Regions from separate parts of the Homo sapiens genome. Here all the other regions are linked to region 1. The links are chromatin loops, found by intact Hi-C in ENCODE. Cell type or tissue: Caco-2. All regions are shown on one strand. Region 1 overlaps PFN2 (profilin 2). Region 2 has its middle 17 kb from the start of LINC01213. Region 3 has its middle 51 kb from the start of SERP1. Region 4 has its middle 54 kb from the start of LINC01213.

Region 1 (5,000 bases):
TGCACGTTTTCTCCTTTCCGGTTCTGGTGGCTACCTCAGTTTCTTTCCCAATCTCCCTCCATTTTTTCTGTTTTACTATTGCCTACCGCAGTGCTGTAGACAGAATCCACTTTGCGTTTGCCCAGAAAGAAAACTGATTACTGAGATGGGAGGGGAAGGGAAGTTGGAAAGAAACGGGAGTCGTGGCTAGAAAAATAGGAGGGAAATATGAATTTGGAAAAGCACTGATGTCCAGGGGTTGAAGTCCATCTCATCACGTATATTTCTAGTTACTCTAAGCAGAGAAGTGAACACATCAAAGAACAGGCTTTATTTTGGGAGACTTTGAAGCAACTTTAAATTTGATGAAACATGATTTACTGTAATGGGACTGAATATGATAGACCAGCTTTGTTCAGAGTTGATAGCTGAATTTTTACCATTACGTGAACACTTTCAGGCACCAGCTGACTTAATACAGTTTATAAATAACTCTTTAAGTTTGCACTTTGTCTAGTGTCAACTGTCAACTCTTTACAGTTTCTTTGTATAGACTGGTCTTGGTTAAGAGACGACATCATTAACTGAAGTCAAATCAACTCATGTAAAATATGTGATTATATAGGATTAAATAATTATTTAGAAAAGACTGAATCTTGGTTTTACATTAGTGAAATGTGGCTATCTGGCAGTGGTAGCATAAGCCTAGCTACAGCCCTTCCTGTTACATCAAGCCCTAAAAGGAGTTAACTACAACTTAATGTGTGTGTGTTTTTTTTTTTTCTTTTTGGTGGGGGGCAGCCAATAGAAATAGATATGATTGTAGGAAAAGACCGGGAAGGTTTCTTTACCAACGGTTTGACTCTTGGCGCGAAGAAATGCTCAGTGATCAGAGATAGTCTATACGTCGATGGTGACTGCACAATGGACATCCGGACAAAGAGTCAAGGTGGGGAGCCAACATACAATGTGGCTGTCGGCAGAGCTGGTAGAGGTGAGTAAGGCATTCTTTTGGTTAAAGTTGCATGCCACATTACAACTTATTAAGCAGTTTCTTTTAACATTTTGAATAAAAGTTAGTCCATAATGGCTATTAAGGTGGTTTTTGTGAACTGCCCAGCACTATGGAGAAGCACTGCTTTAGTTTTACCTACTCTACAGCATCTATGACCTGGCCTCTTAGATCCTGATTTTGTTTCTACGATAGAATATTCGTATGAACTCACTTTCAGCTTTATTAAACTTAAAAGTCTCTTAAACTGCTTGACATGTCAAATCATAATCCTGTGGTGTTTCAGATTGTTAAATTGTTCGAATCACTTGGTTATTTTAGTCCCTTTTGGTGTGTGTTTGACCTTTGGATCTCTTTTCTTTTTTTTCTTGCTTGTATTCTAACCATTTCACTACTCAGCATAAAGAAGGAAAAATTAACATCCGTTCATTTTTCAGTTAGGAACTTTGCTGGGGAAAAGATAATTAGATGAGGATTTTGGAGTAAGTTGTCCATTCACTGAAATATTTTCAAAGATTGTGTCTGAGACTTAGATTTGAAAAGTAGGAAATTACATTTAGTTTGTATACTTGGTCCAGAAATTCAGGTGTCTCCAGACTGTTGTCAGCATTATAGAAACTCTTAATTGCACTAAAGAAGTCTCCCTACTTTTTCAAAATAAACTTTTGAAATTGAGTTTTATTATGACATCTAATTGATTTACAAATACATTTTAATGTGTTAACGCATACGAATATTTTGTAAATAGAGAGTGCTTCTGTAGCCTCACATAGCTGACTTGGCACATCTAATTTTAATAACAGCTCTACCATGTGAGGGGAGTTGAAGCTGCTGTGAGTTATAATTAATGCTATGGCTCTACCAGCTCCCTGTGATTATCCTAAAAGTTACTCGTATTCTGGTGTGAGTTGATGTTTATAAGGATTTATAAGAAAATTAGATGACTTTGAAATAGTGACAAATCTCTTTAAACCTTAGCTGCACTATACGCTGAAAAGAAGCGTCAAACACAAGACAAAAAACCAGAATATTTTATACGATACAGCACTACTGACATCTAGTGGTAGTGAATATAAAATTTGACATATACATATATTTTGGGTTATACACCTTTGAATTGCATCATAGAAGAGCAATTAGAAATCGTAAACCTATTTTTTTAGACGCAATTAAAAACAAGGCTACTACGGTGAAGTTATCAGTAAGCAAACACCTTAAATAATTTAATTTGGCCTTTTCTGAATGATACTGAGTATGCTACTTAAAATTTGATCTTCATTTTCCTCTGGAAATAATAGATACATTTAGCCTCACTGGTAAAACTTAATAGTTTAAACTTATCAAGCATGTTAAAATTTGGGGAGAGTTTGTAAGTAAGTAACTCCCCAGGTTTATTAAGTTTATATTTTGGGGGCAAGTAATAACATGTACTTGACATCAGCCAGAATTTTTTTGCCCTAAAATAGAAGACAAATGGTCACTTTTTTTTTTTTCTGTAGCTAGTGTAAAGATAGTTGTATAGAACTTTTGCTTGCATTGATTGGCTTCCAAGATGCAGTCAAGTTTACTATTTTCTGTTTAGTATATTACTAGTTTGAAAGTTCTTTTTGGAAACCTACTTGACTTCAGTGCTTGGCAGTTCATGGAAAACTAACTTAATGTTAACTTATTAATCCGGGTTCTGTCTGCTAAAACTTATGTGACTTTCTTGATTAACACTTCTTTTGAAACACTTTTCTTCTTTCTCTTTCAGTCTTGGTCTTTGTAATGGGAAAAGAAGGGGTCCATGGAGGCGGATTGAATAAGAAGGCATACTCAATGGCAAAATACTTGAGAGACTCTGGGTTCTAGCTGCTAGGCAGACTGTTAAGTATTAGGGGAAAATTGCTCTTAAACTTTCCTAGCTATAAGCTTAAGTCTTAATTCTGGAAATTTTATTAGCAATGCAGGGTGATGGGGTATGAACCTGTGTCTCCTTTGTATCCCTCTGTTGGTGGGGAAAGGTGTCTTTCTTTCTGCCCTCCCCCCCCAAAATAATTCTGTTCACTTTTGTTTTGTTTCCTTGTGTACTCCAGCATTGGTTATAGTCATGGGAAAGGAAGGTGTCCACGGAGGCACACTTAACAAGAAAGCATATGAACTCGCTTTATACCTGAGGAGGTCTGATGTGTAAGCAGCCTCTCCCCATCTACCTAGCAACTGTCTTCATCAACAACCCTAATTATGGTCACAATGCTACCAAACTGTAGATGGTAGCTAATTTTTCTTTACCTATTTTCTAATGTCATGATTCCTGTTTGCCCAATGGATCATTTGTATGTTAACCACTGTATGTAACCAACCCTTATCTGGCAACATAATTGCAGCACAATAATGATTTGCATGATACCTTGAAATTGGGGGGAGGGGGCATGCCAAGTTGGGCATCACTTTGTCTTAGCAATTAATGGGATATTGATTACTAAAATAAGTTAATATTAAGCAAGGTGCCGGTTGTACAATCTCTGATCAGTGTCTTTTCAGCACTTTGAGCATTTACTTGGCTCATTTAGTCTTCCTTTTGTAGCGCATGGTTGGGAGGAAAAAGTGCATGCATCATTCCTTCACTCTTCTCTTTTTCCCGCCCCCCCTCCCTTCGCACATAGGCATTTGGTTTGCTTCCATCTTTTTTTATGCAGTGCCTGTTTTTTTTTAACCAATTAAAATCCCTTTTGTTGATGAGCTATTGAGAGCTGCAGTAGTTTGCTTTTAGTATTGTTGTTGCACTTGAGCAGAGACAAACCTTTATTCATAGTGTCTACAGGACATATGAAGAGTGCAATGGCAAAACAAGAGCAAAAAGCACTTCCTCCCATGACCTTACAGTAACCATACTGATTGAATCCCCAGGGACATTCCATCATTGCAATAGCTCAGATTTTTCTTCCTTTTTCTTTGCACACCAGCTCTACTCTTTAGTAAAATTGTAAAAGGCTGCCATTATGGACATTAGGTATCCCAACATAACCATCTGGAGTGTGTCCAGTTTGTTCTTCATAGGACCAATTTTTATTTGCAGCTTGAGTTTTTATATGAAGTTGCATTATTGTGGACTTGGCTGTCTTGTGATGAATTTTTTTCATATGTATTCTGTGCCATACTATTGTTAAAATGAACTGTTGCTATTGTGAGATGGATTTTAACTGACCTATTAAGGGTTTCTTTCGAATGGCACTACTTTAGGGACATTCTAGTATTTGCTTCTATTGTTTGGGCCTTGTGGATAATGTACAGATTTAAAAACAAATCTTGTTGCTGATTTGTCCATTTCTTTCCCTGCACTTTGTTACATCTGGGATACAGTCTAACTCATCTGATTTAATATGCATTTAAAAAAATGCCATAACTATTAAACACCTTGTTTACAGACAGATGAAATAAATTTATTCCAACCAAATACTCTAGGCTCCTGTTGTTTATATACATTGTTTATATAAACTGTTAAAAGTTGATTTTTGACAAAGTGGGAATACACAGAATAGGCCAAAGTCTGCTGCAAGCATAAAACTTCAGCAATATTAGGTGATGGCCTACTTCAAGTAATATTACAGATAAAATTAGTGCCTGGGAATTTCTTTTTAATGGACTCTGATCTGTTACACATAGCTTTTAGTCATTTCAGGCTCATCTTCAGGAGTATGTGAGAAGCAACTGACTTATCTGCTAGAAAATAAGTATTTTCCTCTTCTTGCTGGTTTCTAGATGTGAAATCTAATAGTAAAGGGAGTACCAAGAAGGGTTTCTGCACTATTGTGGATTTTTCTGTATTGAAATGTCATATGACTTTAGATTTGGAAGCTGTGTTGGCAGGCTGAAGTCAGCCAGCTGGGGCCCTCCCACATAAGAGCAGAAGACATTCCTTAGGCAGCATATAAGATAATTGGGATGCTTTTGCATTTTTTGGCTTTGTAGTGACATGTTGACCATGGCTGTGTAATAGGTTTAAATCCAGAGGCCATAAAATCCCTGA
Region 2 (5,000 bases), 260 kb before region 1:
CCTGCCAGTATTTATTACCCAGGTCCTGTGGCTTTCCTCCCTTGCAGGGATGCTGCTTCGCTGCCTGAACCTTACTGAGACTTGACCATAATTGATCTACAGCAAAGGGGAGAGGCAGGAGCAGATCTTCAGGACAGCAAACATTGTCTGGGAAGGTACCTGACTCAGGGGAGGTCTTTGTCTAATCATCTCCTCTAGCAATTAAGAGGGGCTAACTTCTGCCAGTCCAGTGGTTCCTGGGAATCTGGGGGTTCATGTTCTCAGGAACATCACCCCAGGCTCCCCATCTTGGGTATCAGGGCCCTATATCTTTCTTATCAGGGACCTCACTTCCCATAGGAGATACACCAGGGCTGTGAATTCAACTTCCTTTGTTACTAGAACACTCTGAAAAAGAGGGCCTGAACCTGTTTTTTTTTCCTGATCTGCCTTCCAGCTGCAGGAGATGAAGGTTTTTAAAATGCTTCCCTGGAAGCCTTCTGGCATCCACACTATGTTCTAAGTTGATGGTTGGCTGATCTGAACCTGTCATTTTCTTCTTTCGCGGTTCCAATTACAGCTAAAGACAACTAACCATCTCTACAGACTTTTGCTACCATATTGCTCAAGTGCCAGAGCTATTGCATAAGCTGATGTGTCTCCTTCCAGAGGACTCCATCTTAGTTCACTGCATATGAGGATCTTACAGAACTCAACCGCAAAATGAGTATGATGAGAATCTTACAGAATCTTTCAAAACTCCACTCAACACCAGCTATGGGGTCTTGTGACCATTGGGCTGATAAATGATCCAATTCCACAATCCCATCCCGAGGGTCTGCTTCCCAGGAGCACTTCTAGCCCCAGCTGTCTGAGACTGGGTTATCATCTCCAATTAGATCACAATGCAAGGATTTGAATGCAAGTAGTTTATTTGCAAGGGGACCCAGGAAGCATTAGTAGAGACAGAGAAGGTAGGAAGCCAATAAACAGCATGTTTTCAGGCAAGTGGGGCACCCGGGCTTAGACCCACTGGGGAACTGGGCAGCCTTCCTCAGAGTCAATCACTGCCCTGAGGGATGAGGAAGTTGGTGTATTTATCCAGCTGCACCTCATCTGTCATTGCTTAAGGGCTGCTCATGGGGGCATTAATTTGCTGGAAGCCCAAAACAGCCCTCAGCAGAGAAAAATTATGTGTTCACGTAAGGAACCATTGGTATTCAGAGGTGAGTGCCAAGGAGATATGGACCTGGCATTGTCAGCCTCCACTATGATCTTGTACCATACAAGATACAAGGATAATCTTGTATCATCCTTAGAGTGAGCTAAGGATCATCTTCCCTGAACCCCCTCCCCCCTCCGAGTGGTAGTAGCTGTGAAAAAAAAAAAAACAACCAGAGCACACCCAGCCCAAATGGGGACAGCGCTTGGAAAATCTCTTAGGGAAAGAGAGACAGGGTAGAGGCCGTGCGATCTTGGTGCTGGAGCTGTTAGGCAAGCGCAATGTTCAGGAAGCAGGGTTTCAGCTGGAGAGCTAGGAGACTCTCCTGCCCAGGAGGAGTGGCCTATGGAGGGCTTAATCCGCAAACTACCTTCTGTGGATTAACACTGTGCTCTCCAGGTAACAACGCCTTATCCCAGTTAAGAAGACTCCTCACCGAGTGACTCTTTGGGTGAGAACTGCAGTCACATGCTGTAAGAGAGTCATTTTGAGGTATGTTTTTTTTTGGTAGGATCCCTCAAATTATATTGAAAATACAGCATCAGTTTGCATTTGCATGTGATTTTCAGAGCACTTTCACATGTATCAGACTAGCTGACCCTCCTAACAGCCCAGTGAAGACAGATGAGGGTGAGTATTTTTGTCTTCATTTTACAGATGAGAAAATTGGACTCAGGAAGGTGAAGTGTCCTGCTCAAAGGTCACCATACTGGGTGGCGGTGGAGGAATTCACTCTCAGAGCTTCTGATACTCTGTCATTCAGCGCTGCTTCCTAGGCCAGCATTTCTAAACGCTCTCCTTCCATTCATTATAAAAGGAGCACCTTAGTAGCAGGAGCATATCTGGTTCATTCTGGCATCGCCAGTGCTGGCGTATTCTGGATGCTTCATGTCTGTTTGTTAAGCAAATGAATTTTTAAATCCCCCCAGAGGACTTGGGAAGCCGTGAGGCAGCCGCTATCAACTCTTCTTTCTTGTTTTTCTTCCCAAGTACACTTGCACACAACACACACCAACACAGATGCACACACACACACACTACACACACACACACACTGTCTCACACATTCTCTCTCTCACACACACTCACACACATAGTCACTCTGCCCATCTCTCTGTCACACACACATTCCCCATCTCTTTCTCTCTCTCACACACACGCTCTCCCCATCTCTCTGTGTCTGTCTTACACACACTGTCCCCATCTCTTTCTCACACACACATACACACACACGCACTCTCCCCATCTGTCTCTCACACACACGCACTCTCCCCATCTCTCTCTCTCTCACACACACACACACTCCTATCTCTCTCACACACAATCTCCCATCTCTCTCGGACACACAGGCACTCTCCCCATCTCTCTCTCTCACACACATACACAGACACTCCCATCTCACACACACACACACACACACACACACACACACACACACACTTTCTCCGTCCCTCTCGCCCCCGCTCCCTGGACCCTGAAGGCTGCACTCTTGATGCTTCTTGAAAATCCTCACGCAAGGGAACACCTGAGAAACCTAAGGAACGACAGGGGTCAGAGGAGCCCTAACATGTATGAGGAGACCCGAAATGCTCCCTGGGGCCGGCTTCTGAGTTAGAGGGAGAATCTTTACTGACTGCTGGCAGCGTTGGGATTGTCCCTCTCGCTGTCCCCGGATTTGTTCTCCCCAGGCCGGGGCCCGCTGGAAGAGACTGCCGTTCAGCGGGTGTGCAGTGACCGCAGAGAGCCACAAGAGGGAGCCAGTGCCGCGGGGAGCCGCCGGCCGCCGAGACCCCGGGGCTCAACTGAACCCACAAAAGAAATCTGGGCTGAGAGCCCGAGTGCACAACCAGGAGGCTTCGGGAGCAGGACAGACAGAGAGCATGAGGAAAACCAGAAATATGGAGTAAAACAGAGGGGAGACCAAATTTTAATTAACTTTAATATTAAAAAATAAATGGGTGGAGGACTTTCCTCGTTTACACTGCTCCGATTTGGGGGGGAACAAGCATATGTTTTTTTCATAATTAAGAATGAATAAACATATATTTTAAACAAACTGGAAAAAACAAACAAGGAGCGAGCAAAGAAGTAGGAAAATCTTGACGTTTCCCTGGAGTTCTGGGAAGAGGCAGCGCATTCCCAGCCTTGCCTTTGCGGTGGGGCCCTGCCCCCATTGTTCCTTCTTTACTGTTTCTCCTAAGAATTTTGCAGGCCTGCTGAGGGTTGAGCACACTACCTTTAGCTTGAAATGGAATAGAAGTGAATTAATAGCAGGGAATGTCGATGTTTTGTGATGACTCTTGGCTGACACCATTAAGATACCATTTTTACTCCCTTATGAAGATAATCCCTTAAGTGACTGATGCCATTAATGAACCATAAGCTTCATTGTTAGAACTTCATGAGAAACAATAGTAAAACTGATTTAGTTGCCTCTTGGAAGCCTCTATTGAGAGAACTTGTTTTGTGTATCTGAGGAGGCACAGCTATAAAGCAATGAGAATGTTTTTAATTAAGCATCTTAGTTCTCATAAATCTAATTGACACTTTTCCTACAAACCACGGGGACCAACAGGACTCTTATAAGCAAACCCAAAGCATTTGGCTGAGGAAATTTGCCCCCAGAGTCCATTTAGGAAAAAAAATAATAATAATAATAAATCAATTTATGTCATGCCTCTTCGGGATTCCAAATGTTATTAGCTATATTAAAATGTGTTTTATTCATTTGAATTTAGCTGTGAGTGATGCAAAGCTCTTCTAGAAATTAATCCACCCTCAGAAGATGAAGACTCCCCACCTCCATTGGAGGCTGTGGTGCCAGGAGAAGCAGTGAGGGACAAACGGCAAATGGCCTTGGCGTTAGGGGCTGGAGCTGTCCTTTTGGTGGGAGAAGAGGTTGAACGCCCCAGCTGCCTGTTGGATGCCCTCTTAGCTACCCTGGGCCCAGGCAGCTGATGTGGTTAGAGATGCCTGGGGCAGCCTGGGGAAGTGAAACTTTTATACCTTCCCATTCCTTCCCAACATTTTGCATATCATAATTACATAGAAAAGGCCACTATTTGTGTAAAAAGCTAGAACTGAAAGATATTTGGAGGCATCTGTAGGGGAGTTGGAGAAAATTTTCATTATATTTTCCTATATAATGGTGACTATTGAATTTGTATGAAACTTCCAAAGAAAATCTTCTAACACTTTTAATGAGAAGCTTGAGTTTGCTTCCATGGACATAATTTGTATGTCACCATCACTGACTTTGTATCAGAAGGGGATATGAATTTTAAGACAAGTTTTACAACTGTAAAACTGTAACGATTTGTAACAATTCCTCAAGACCCTTAAATGATAAGTTCTTCAAAGTTTTGATAGTCACCATCACTGACTTTGTATCGGAAGGGGATACGAATTTTAAGACCAGTTTTACAACCATTCAAAAAGTTACATTTGAAATTGTAACAAAAGAGAATTCAACTTTTCTTCTTGTTTCATTGACAAAGGGAATGTTGACATTTCCTGTGATAAGGGAACGGATTTTGAATCCAATGGAATATTTTCAGGTTAAGCATTTCAAAATAAGGGACTCTAATTTGCAGAAAGAGCATGTACCATCAGAGTGCTTGCCTTGCAGCAAATAGCCAGAAGTATCCCAGGAATACAAGACAGAGATTAGGAAGCCTGGACGTTTTCTGTCCCCTCATTCTTTGTTGGTCACACCTTGGGTCCCTGGTGCCAGACTCCTCTGGCAACTGCCTAGATCCCTGATCTAGACAGGCAGTACTGTACTCTACAGCTATGAAGC
Region 3 (5,000 bases), 530 kb before region 1:
AATAAATTAAAAATAGTAAAGTGAAGAGAATATAAACAACTATGACCAGGTTCATGAATCACAGGCAATGACATCTCTGTCACAGCTACTGCCTGGCCAACAGCAAACACAAGATACCATCAGATTGTATGACTCATCCCAATTTCTCTGCAGTATTAAAATAGGAAAACGGTAGAATTGTGAAACACCGTATATTTAAAAGAGCAAGACAATAAGAGGGCAAGAAAAGATATAAGAAACAAAACTACATAAAGTGCTTTGCATTTATTTGTTCATTCATGTTTTCTTTATTGAGTATTGACCATAGGTAAGGCAGTACACTCTGAGGTAATAGTGGTGAACAAGCAGTTCCCCAGCTCCTGCCCTCAGATACCTTACAATTCAGCAGGGAGACTGACATTAAGGAAATAGAGTCAATCTTCATTATTTGTGGATTCCGAATTTGTGAATTTGCCTTTGGGTCAGTCTACTAGGGCTGCCATAACAAAATACCACAGACTGGGTGCTTGAGCAACAGAAATATATTTTCTCACTGGGGACTATAAGTCCAAGATTGGGGTGCTAGAAAATTTGGTTTCCAGTGAGACCTTTTTTCCCAGCTTGCAGTTGGCTGCCTTCTCACTATTGGTCATGTTGTGAAGAGGGAAGGAGAGATACAGAGACAGGAGAAGAGAGGAAAGAGGAGGGAAGGAGGCTTCTCTGGTATCTCTTTCTCTTCTTATAAGGGCACCAGTTCTATCAAATTAGGGCCCACTCTTATATAAGACTGCATTTAACTTTAATTGCCTTCTTAAAGGTCTATCTCAAAATACAGTCACATTGGGGGTTAGGGCTTTAACATATGAATTTTGGGAGGATACAGGACAGTCTATAATAGCCTGCCTGCTAAAATTTACTTGTAACCCCCAAATCAATATTTGCAGCACTTCTGTGGTCATTTATAGACATGTGCAAAGCAGCAAGAAATTTGTATTGTCTATTGCACACGTTCCTGAGGCTGAACAAGGTGACTCCCTGACTTCTTATTTTGGCTCCCATATTGTAAACAAGTATTCTTTTTGTGGTCTATTATTCCCATATTTTTCTCATTTTTGTGCTTTTTGTTGGTGATTTCACAGTTTAAAATGGCCCCAAACATCGTGCTGAAGTGCTGTCTAGTGTTCCTAAGCAGAAGGGTGCAATGTGTCTTACAGATAAAACATGTTAGATAAGCTTCATTCAGGTATGAGCTGGCCATGATTTCATTGTTAATGAATCAACAATATATACTAGGCTGGGCGCAGTGGCTCATGCCTGTAATCCCAGCACTTTGGGAGGCTGAGGCCGGTGGATCACTTGAGGTCAGGAGTTTGAGACTAGCCTGGTCAACATGCTGAAACTCCATCTCTACTAAAAATAAAAATTAGCCAGGCGTGGTGGCATATGCCTGTGGTGCCAGCTACTTGGGAGGCTGAGACACGAAAATTGCTTGAACCTGGGAGGCGAAGGTTGCTATGAGCTGCCATTGTGCCACTGCACTTCAGCCTGGGCAACAGAGCCAAACTCCATCTAAAATATATATATATATATATTTCATTTTATATATATATTTCATTATATGTATATGTGTGTGTGTATATATATACACACATATGTATATATATATACACATATGTATATATACACATATACATATAATGAAATTCTTTAATGGCAACACACCTAAAACAAGGTTGTGTATTGACCAGTTGATGAAAATGTGACCAGAGGTTCGCAAGATCCTAACCGTATATTTCCCCTAAAAGCAGTGGTTCAATATTTGCAACTTCATGGAACACGAACTACCAAAAATAACAATAACTGTAACTGAAATTAATTGTTTAATAATTGCAGTGTGAAGACACATTATAAGATTCTATGAGAAGGTTCTATAGAAGCATCATAAACATCTATATTTAATATATTCATTCAACATATTTGCAGAGTGAAAAAATACTGCATATCAGAAAAAATAATAGATGAGGGGAGAAATTAACATTGGAGTCTCATTATGCAGTATATAGCTCAAAGTGTGATGGGCTTTCATGAGTTCTGCTGGGTATTGTTTATTTGTTCATTTTTTTGTGTTTTTAACAAAATAAGATTGCTACAATAGTAGGACTTTCAAGGCTGTGAGTTTTTCAGTTCCAAATTTGGAATCTACACTAAAAACTGTGAATGCATCTGGAGTGGGGGGAGCCAGGGGACTGGAGGGCGGCAGCTTTTTGCTGTGGTGGATGAAGATAGGAGGTTAGGGAAAATACCAGCCCCTGGTAGAAAGTAAACCCAGAAAGAAATTTGAAAATTAAGAAGTTTCTCTATTCTTGGCTCCTACAAGGAAGCAAAACAAAGAAAGAAAGGCGTAGATCAGTTTTTAAAGTTTTTGTGATAATTACCTTTTTTCCAGTTTGAAAACATTTTCTAATTAAATAATTTGATCTCATATACATAAGGGAGGCACTGAAGTGATTATTTTTCCAGTTCCATTAAGGGCTTGTGTTCTGACTTACAACCACCAGGTGGAGACAAAACAAAACTAAAGTATTTCCCATATTTTGAGCTTTATATTGAATTTGAGCAATTCTTTAAATCAGGAGTATGGAGAATTTTTTTTTTCTTTTCTCTTGTGAATAAGCCACTCACAGGGCCAAAAACTTCATAGATCAAAGATCACATACAAATTCAAAACAAGCACAATTTTTGAAGAGAGCCATAATGTGTTCAAATCAATATCTGTTAAAATTAAAACTGGGAAACATGTATATTTTAAATAAGTTTTTAAAAAGTAAATATATTTTCATCCTGCAGGAGCCAGATTAAAAAAAATAAAATTTTCAGGTGACACTATGGCCAGTTAGAGAATGTGAAAGATGAAGTAGAGAAAAATAGGAAAAAACAAAACAACAAGGAGAAGAAAGAAAGAGGAAGAACAAAGCAGACACAGACACAGACAGGCATACACAGAGTGAAACACTGAGTGGCTGAAGCTGGCCTAGAGTGTGAGATTGACACACAGAGACAGCCAAGGTCCATGCCTGTTATGGGGCCAGCATGGTTTTGATCCTTCTTCTCCAAGTGTACTGAGGGTATCCGGGTCAGCAGTCCCACAGAGCTCTTTAAAAGGCTGATTAACCTCCAACCATCCCCTTTCTGAACTGCGAATTGGTTCTGCTTTTATTTTCAAACTTCAAAGTTTAATTTCAAAATGAAGATTTCTCTTTCCATCAAAATTGAAAGATTTTTCCCACTCCATGTAAAGGGGGTAGGAAAACCCCTTTAAAAACTCGAGTTTCTAAAAGTTCCCTCTTTGTAACTTTAGAAATTTGGGGGTGATATAGTTAATATTCACAGGTGGTCAGGTAGCCTTATTCCTGTTATTTTTTATTTGGGGGTTTCTCATTTCATAGTAGTTGGAAGTTATAATTCTAGTGGCCATATAATTGTTCTGAACCTTATTGACAATCAAACCTACTGTGTGCACGTGTGCGTGTGCTAGCAGTCACATGCCCGTGTGCCTATTTAGAGCCCTGTGAAGATGTTCTACCAGAGGAACAAAGACAGAATTTCCTCTCTGGGAAGATGGGGTAACAGCAGACCCTTCTGTCTGCCTATTGAAGGATCCAAAAGTTTCAGTCACCATAGCTCATCACAAAGAGGAGGAAATGGCCCTCACTCTGCAGTTCACTTCTCATTATTTACAAGGAACTGGATGCAATGAAGTTAGGAGCAAGGTCCTAGTAATGAGCTGAACTTCTCCATGAGTCTCATTGTTCAGATGAAATGTGGGGCACAGTTTGTCATTGTAACTAGAAAGTAATGGGGGCGGGGTATTGGAACGAGCCTGTTTTAGAAAAACTCATCTCATAGGCATTGTGAATCATTACAATTTATCACATTTGAGACTTTGGTAAAAGTATATGAAAGTTGGTAGCCTTTTGATAAAAATGTCACATTTCTTCCTATAACACTTGGGGAATTTTAAAAAATTGGAGCAAAGGCTGGGCGCGGTGGCTCATGCCTGTAATCCCAGCACTTTGGGAGGCCGAGGCAGGCGGATCATGAGGTCAGGAGATTGAGACCATCTTGGCCAACATGGTGTAACCCCATCTCTACTAAAATACAAAAAAATTAGCTGGGTGTGGTGGTGTGTGCCTGTAGTCCCAGCTACTCGGGAGGCCGAGGCAGGGGAATCGCTTGAAGCCGGGAGGCGGAGGTTGTGGTGAGCCAAGATCGCGCCACTGCACTCCAGCCTGGTGACAGAGCAAGACTCCATCTCAAAAAAAAAAAAAAAAAAAAAAAATTGGAGCAAAAAAATAAAAAGCCAACACTGTCTTGTCATTTAACAAGTACCTACTTACTTTTTAAGAGCATTAAAATTGCCTCACTGGAAGCCAGCTGTGTGACCTTGGGCTACTCATTCAACCTCTCTGGGTGTCTGAGTCTCAAAGGTGGAGCATGCAGTCCTGGGGACATGGGCAAGATGATCCATTGAGGAGCTGGAGGAAATGTTAGAAATTTTACTTATAATTTTCCATCTAAAATGTAAGGGAAAATGTTAAGCTTTACTAATATTTGGTATATGGATTGACTGAGTACAAGTATATAATTTGATACCCAAAGGACTATAAATCAGGCTGCTATAAAGACACATGCACACGTATGTTTATTGCGGCACTATTCACAATAGCAAAGACTTGGAACCAACCCAAATGTCCAACAATGATAGACTGGATTAAGAAAATGTGGCACATATACACCATGGAATACTATGCAGCCATAAAAAATGATGAGTTCATATCCTTTGTAGGGACATGGATGAAATTGGAAACCATCATTCTCAGTAAACTATCGCAAGAACAAAAAACCAAACACCGCATATTCTCACTCATAGGTGGGAATTGAACAATGAGATCACATGGACACAGGAAGGGGAATATCACACTCTGGGGACTGTGGTGGGGTCGGGGGAGGGGGGAGGGATA
Region 4 (5,000 bases), 220 kb before region 1:
AAGACCCCTATGTGAAAATCATGAAGCATTATTGAGAGAAATTAAAGACTTATATAAATAGAAAGACATGCGATATTCATATATTGTATACTTAATATTATAAAGATGATAATTTTTCTCCTGTAGTCTACAGATTTAATGCAAACCTGTGATTCTAAATTTTATATGAAAATACAAAGGTTTAAGGATGGCCAAGATACTCTTGAAAAACAAATGAGAGGACTTGCTCTCCAGGATATGAAGATGTATTGGTTCTAGTAATTAGGACAGTTTGATATGTTTTTATTTTATTATAAATTGATAGTTTCTAATTGTATGTATTTATGGGGCACCAAGTGATGTTTTGATTTATAAATACAATGTGGAAAAAAATAAAAATAAAGCTAATTAACATATCCATCACCTCAAATACTTTAAACTTTTTGTGGTGAGAACTTTTGAAATTTACTTTTAGCAATTTAAAAATGTACTATTTTTATACTATTATAAATAGTATTAATAATAGTATTAATTATGTATACTATTATTAATTCTATTCACCATGCTGTGCAATTGATATTTTAAAAACCTTACTCCTCTCATCTAACTGAGGTTTTGTTTCCTTTGACCATCATCTCCCCATTTGCCCCACCCCCCCATCCACCATTCTACTCTCTGCTTCTATGAATTTGATTGTTTAGATTCCACAATTTTCTTCTTCTTAAAGGCTGAGTAGTAGTCTATTATTTATATATACCGCATTTTCTATATTCATTCACCTGTTGATGGACACTTAGGTTGCCTCCATAACTTGTGCTACATAATAGTGCTACAATAAATGGGAGTCTAGACATCTCTTTGACAAATCTTTTGGGTAAATACCTATAGGTGACATTGCTGGGTCATACAGTAATTCCATTTTTAGTTTTTTGAGAAACCTCCATACAGTTATCAATAATGGCTGTACTAATTTACATTCCCACTAATAGTGTACAAATGTTCCCTTTTCTCCACATCCTTGCCAACTTACCCTTTGTCTTTTTTATAATAGCCATGCTGACGGGTGTGAGATCTGAGGTTTTAATTTGTATTTCTCTAATGATTTAGTAATGTTGAACATTTTTTCATGTATCTGTTAGCTATTTGTATGTTTTCTTTTGAGAGTTATGTATATAAGTTGTTTCCCAATTTTTTAACTGTTTTTTTCTTGCTGTGGAGTTGTCCAAGTTTCTTAAATATTTTGGATATTAACCTTTTATCAGATGTATGGCTTGCAAATATTTTCTCTCAATCTGTAGGTTATTTCCTTTGCTGTGCAGAGCTTTTTAGTTTGATGCAATCCCATTTGTCTATTTTTGCTATTGCTGCCTATGCTTTTGGGGTTAAATGAAAAACTCATTGACCAGATTAATGTCATGTAGGTTTTCCCCTATGTTTTCTTCTAGGAGTTTTACAGTTTCTGGTCTTACTTTTAAGTCTTTAATCCATTTGAGGTGACTTTTTGTATATGGTGTGAGATAAGGGTCCGATTTCATTCTTCTGCATGTGGATATTCAGTTTTCTAAACACCATTTATTGAAGAGACTAGGCTTTCTCCATTGTGAATTCTTGGCACCTTTGCCAAAAATCAATTGACCGTAGATGTGAGAGATAATTTCTGGGCTCTCTATTCTGCTCCATTAGTCTATGTGTCTAGTTTTTTGCCAGTACCATGCTGTTTTAGTTATTGTAGCTTTTTAGTATGGTTTGAAATCAGATAGTGTAGTGCCTCCAGCTTTGTTCTTTTTGCTCATAATTGCCTCTGCTATTCAGGTTTTTGTGGTTCCATATGAAGTTTAGTATTTTTTTCTATTTCTATGAAAAATGACACTGGAATCTTGATAGGGATTGCATTGAATCTGTAGGTTACTTGGACAGTTTTATATTCAGGCAAGGTAGAACAATGGAACAGAGTAGATCATTCTCAAACTCACACACAAATGAACACGATTGATGACAAGGGTGGTACTGTAGAACAGTGGGAAGAGGAGTGTCTTTCCAACAAATAAACCTGGGACAATTGGAAACCCAAATAGGAAAAATAAAACTTGACCACTACCTTCTGTCTAATAAAATGTCAATTCCAGGAGACTAGGCCTAAATGCAAAATGCAAAACAATAAAGATTTGAGAGGTAATATAGGACAATGTCTTCCCTCAGGGTAGGGAAATATTTTTTAAATAAGATACAAAACAAAAATCATAAGAGTTATAAATTGAGTTTCATAAAAATTAAGAACCTCTGTTCCTAAAGAGACACCAATTAAACAAATGAAAAACAAGCCTTGACTGAAGGACTATATCTCAACATATGTAACTAATAAAGGCCTCTTAACCAGAATATATAAAGAATAAGTACAAATAACTAAGAAAAAGGCAGACCTTGGGAAATTGGCCAACAGACTTGAATAAATAATTCTCAAAAGAGGATATCTACATAGACAAGAAACATATGGGAAGTGCTTGACTTCACTAGTAACTAAGAAAATGCCAACTAAAACACCATGAAGTATCCTGACCCCACCCATCAGAATGACAAAAATGAAACTGGCTGACAATACTAACTTTTGCAGATGATAAGGAGCAAAGGGAACCCTCATAGTCTTGATGAGAGTGTAAACTGTTATATTTCCCTTGGAAAGCAGTTAGTCATTGTTTACTGAAGTTGAAGGTATGTGAACCCTATGACCCATCAATTACAAATACTTGCACAAATGTCCCCAAAGTCATAATATACAGGATCCCATTTATGGGCCTCCCCAGATTGCTCTGGACGTTGTCAAGTCCCCAGATCATGATTTTATAACAACAAAGAAGCCTGCGCTCCTGTCCTAGGAGGAAACATTTCATGTGTAGTTACTGATAAGCAAGACCTTAAGATAATTTAGTCTTCTTTCCGTTCCTGGGTTCATTCCCAGACAAAGGTGATGTCAGGCTTGTACTGTGCGCTAAATTCCCACAGCCCAGCGGCTCTGGCTTTTTCGGTAAAATTTTTAGGCGGAAGATAAGGTGCGTTTTTCATTTGGTACTCGCCCTTCAGAAAGGAGCTAACTGTTCAGGATGCCGCTGGTCTTGTTTCGTAACAACGCTAGATGGAGCTCCTTCTTTTCGTTCCTTCTTGACTCTCGCCAGCAGCGTGGGCCCCGCAGTTTCTCACAACCCTGAGCGGGTGCCCTTGCACTTCCCGCAGGACAAGGACGTCGCCGTCCACCACCCAGGAATTAATTCGCGATGTCTTTACTCTGGGGGAGGGTGCAGTGCTCCTTTCCCTCAGGACAGCTAAGAGGCTTAAGGGGTGTTCTAGTCAGCTTCATTCTTCTGCTTCTAGGCAAGCGTGAGATCAAATGATTTCGAACCTACAGTTCACTGCCTTTTCCTTAGAGACGGGAGGGAAGCGGAATCCATGAACTCCCACTTCAGCGACAACCTTGATTATAACCTTCTGAGTAGCAACTATCTCCCCCTAGCATACAAAGAAGGACTCAATACATTTTTTATTGTTTACTGAAAAAATAACATTACATCATCGTAGGGAAAAGGAAGAGAATTAGCAGGAGAAATGAGTAAATGATTGGTCTGTAATCCACATGTACTGGGGTCACTCTGCTCCTGACCAACCTACACCTCCACCCCCACAAAGCTGATAGTAAATTCCTAATGAGAATAGTCTCGGCTTCAGTGTTGCCTCTGCAAGGCAACCATTCATTCTCAAGCAGAGCCTCCATTCATCACCATATCCTCTGCTTTATTTTTCTCATGTATTTATCTGTTCAGTTATTTATTGTCTGTCACTCCATTAGATTGTGAGTTCCCATGGACTTTGTCTATCTAGTTCCAGGCATGGTCCTCATGCTCTGGAATAGTCCTAGGCACATATTGGGTGCTCAATGTTTGTGGAGTGAATGGTCCTGTGATTCCAAGCTCCATCTGGATCCATTTTGTTTATGGGTCTTCTCCTGCCTGTATATGCTGTCTGCATTCCACAGTTTGTCAACTTGTCTGTGGAACTGTAGCCCTTCCTTAGGTGCCCCTGAAAAACCTCCCATAGAAGGTGTCTTTGATGTGAAAACCTCCACTGAAAATTTGGGTAGACAGCGGGAGCTACATAGAGGTGACCAGACAGTCTAACGCTCAACATTCATGTTTCCTGGATTTAACAGTCTCGTCTCCATCCCCATCACTGAGACCATCCATAATGCCCCATCCCGTGGACCCCTCTGGCATCTCAGAGTCTTGCTGTCACCTCTCTCTTTTCATCTCTTTTCCTTTTTTCAACTCTTTTCATACTTTTATGCTGAATAACTCAATTCAACTCTTCCTAGATCCTTCTCTGAGCCCAGGTTTGCCCATCTAAAACCCATCAATGTACTAGCCAAACTACAGAGCAGTCTCCCTTAGAAAACCTAAAGTTCAGAGATAGAACAGTGTTTTCTTATAATAGCGCCCCCTTTTCTTTACAACTAAGATGTTCACCAGTTTATCTGATTCTGTTACTTTACCTTTCTGTCCCCCAAAATAGTTAGAATAAATACCCAGTGTCCTTCCTATCCTCCAACATTTTTAGCTAGAATAAAAGTGATTTAAAAGATGACAGATGGAGACCTTGAGGTAGATAAATAAACCACTAAAAGTATGGAGCCTAAGGCTAAGTGTAGAAGTGGCGAGAGACAGGGAAACTTTCTTTAACCTTGCCTTGATGATTGCCTAAGACGTAGGTGGGGTGTCTGTATTTATTAGCCTAAGATCTGTATTCATAGGTGGGAGGAGTTGAAAAGAGTCATCATTTAGATTCTTGAATTTCCTTTGCTCCCCATAAGCCTCCTCTGGCCTTTCACATGTGTTAAGTAAAACTAGCTGCTGAAACAGATACACCTATAATCTCAGAGATTTAATAAGGTTTATTTTCTATTCACATCAGAGTCCAAGACACATTGTATGGCCTTCCATGTGAACGTTCAGAGGCCCAGGCCCCTTCCACCTTGT

The links. Peaks named below come from ENCODE experiments on the same cell type or tissue, not always from the same donor. Only the 100,000 strongest peaks of a DNase experiment are listed, where the experiment ranks them.
Region 2: a loop joins it to region 1, with 22 times the contacts of the local background. A loop is called at or near these places in 63 of 110 quality-filtered maps.
Region 3: it touches region 1 in a loop (4-fold over the local background); 45 of 110 quality-filtered maps call a loop at or near these places.
Region 4: it touches region 1 in a loop (15-fold over the local background); 99 of 110 quality-filtered maps call a loop at or near these places.

Annotation. Positions count from the first base shown.
Region 1 is chr3:149,964,331-149,969,330 of GRCh38, reverse strand. PFN2 (profilin 2) reads left to right here. Exons shown (of 3, transcript NM_053024.4): 2 at 781-973; 3 at 2,745-4,427. The coding sequence ends at 2,842. Among named protein-coding and RNA genes, the nearest start is that of PFN2, 4.1 kb to the left of the region's middle. In Caco-2, CTCF peaks have their summits at 1,815 and 2,021 (motif pointing left); no DNase peak of the experiment used is centred here; H3K4me3 peaks cover 494 bases.
Region 2 is chr3:150,219,392-150,224,391 of GRCh38, reverse strand. No RefSeq gene overlaps it. Among named protein-coding and RNA genes, the nearest start is that of LINC01213, 17 kb to the left of the region's middle. In Caco-2, a CTCF peak has its summit at 2,937 (motif pointing right); a DNase peak (open chromatin) is centred at 2,941; H3K4me3 peaks cover 200 bases.
Region 3 is chr3:150,493,303-150,498,302 of GRCh38, reverse strand. No RefSeq gene overlaps it. Among named protein-coding and RNA genes, the nearest start is that of SERP1, 51 kb to the left of the region's middle. In Caco-2, CTCF peaks have their summits at 2,356 and 2,556 (motif pointing right); no DNase peak of the experiment used is centred here.
Region 4 is chr3:150,182,458-150,187,457 of GRCh38, reverse strand. No RefSeq gene overlaps it. Among named protein-coding and RNA genes, the nearest start is that of LINC01213, 54 kb to the left of the region's middle. In Caco-2, a CTCF peak has its summit at 3,093; a DNase peak (open chromatin) is centred at 3,127; H3K4me3 peaks cover 382 bases.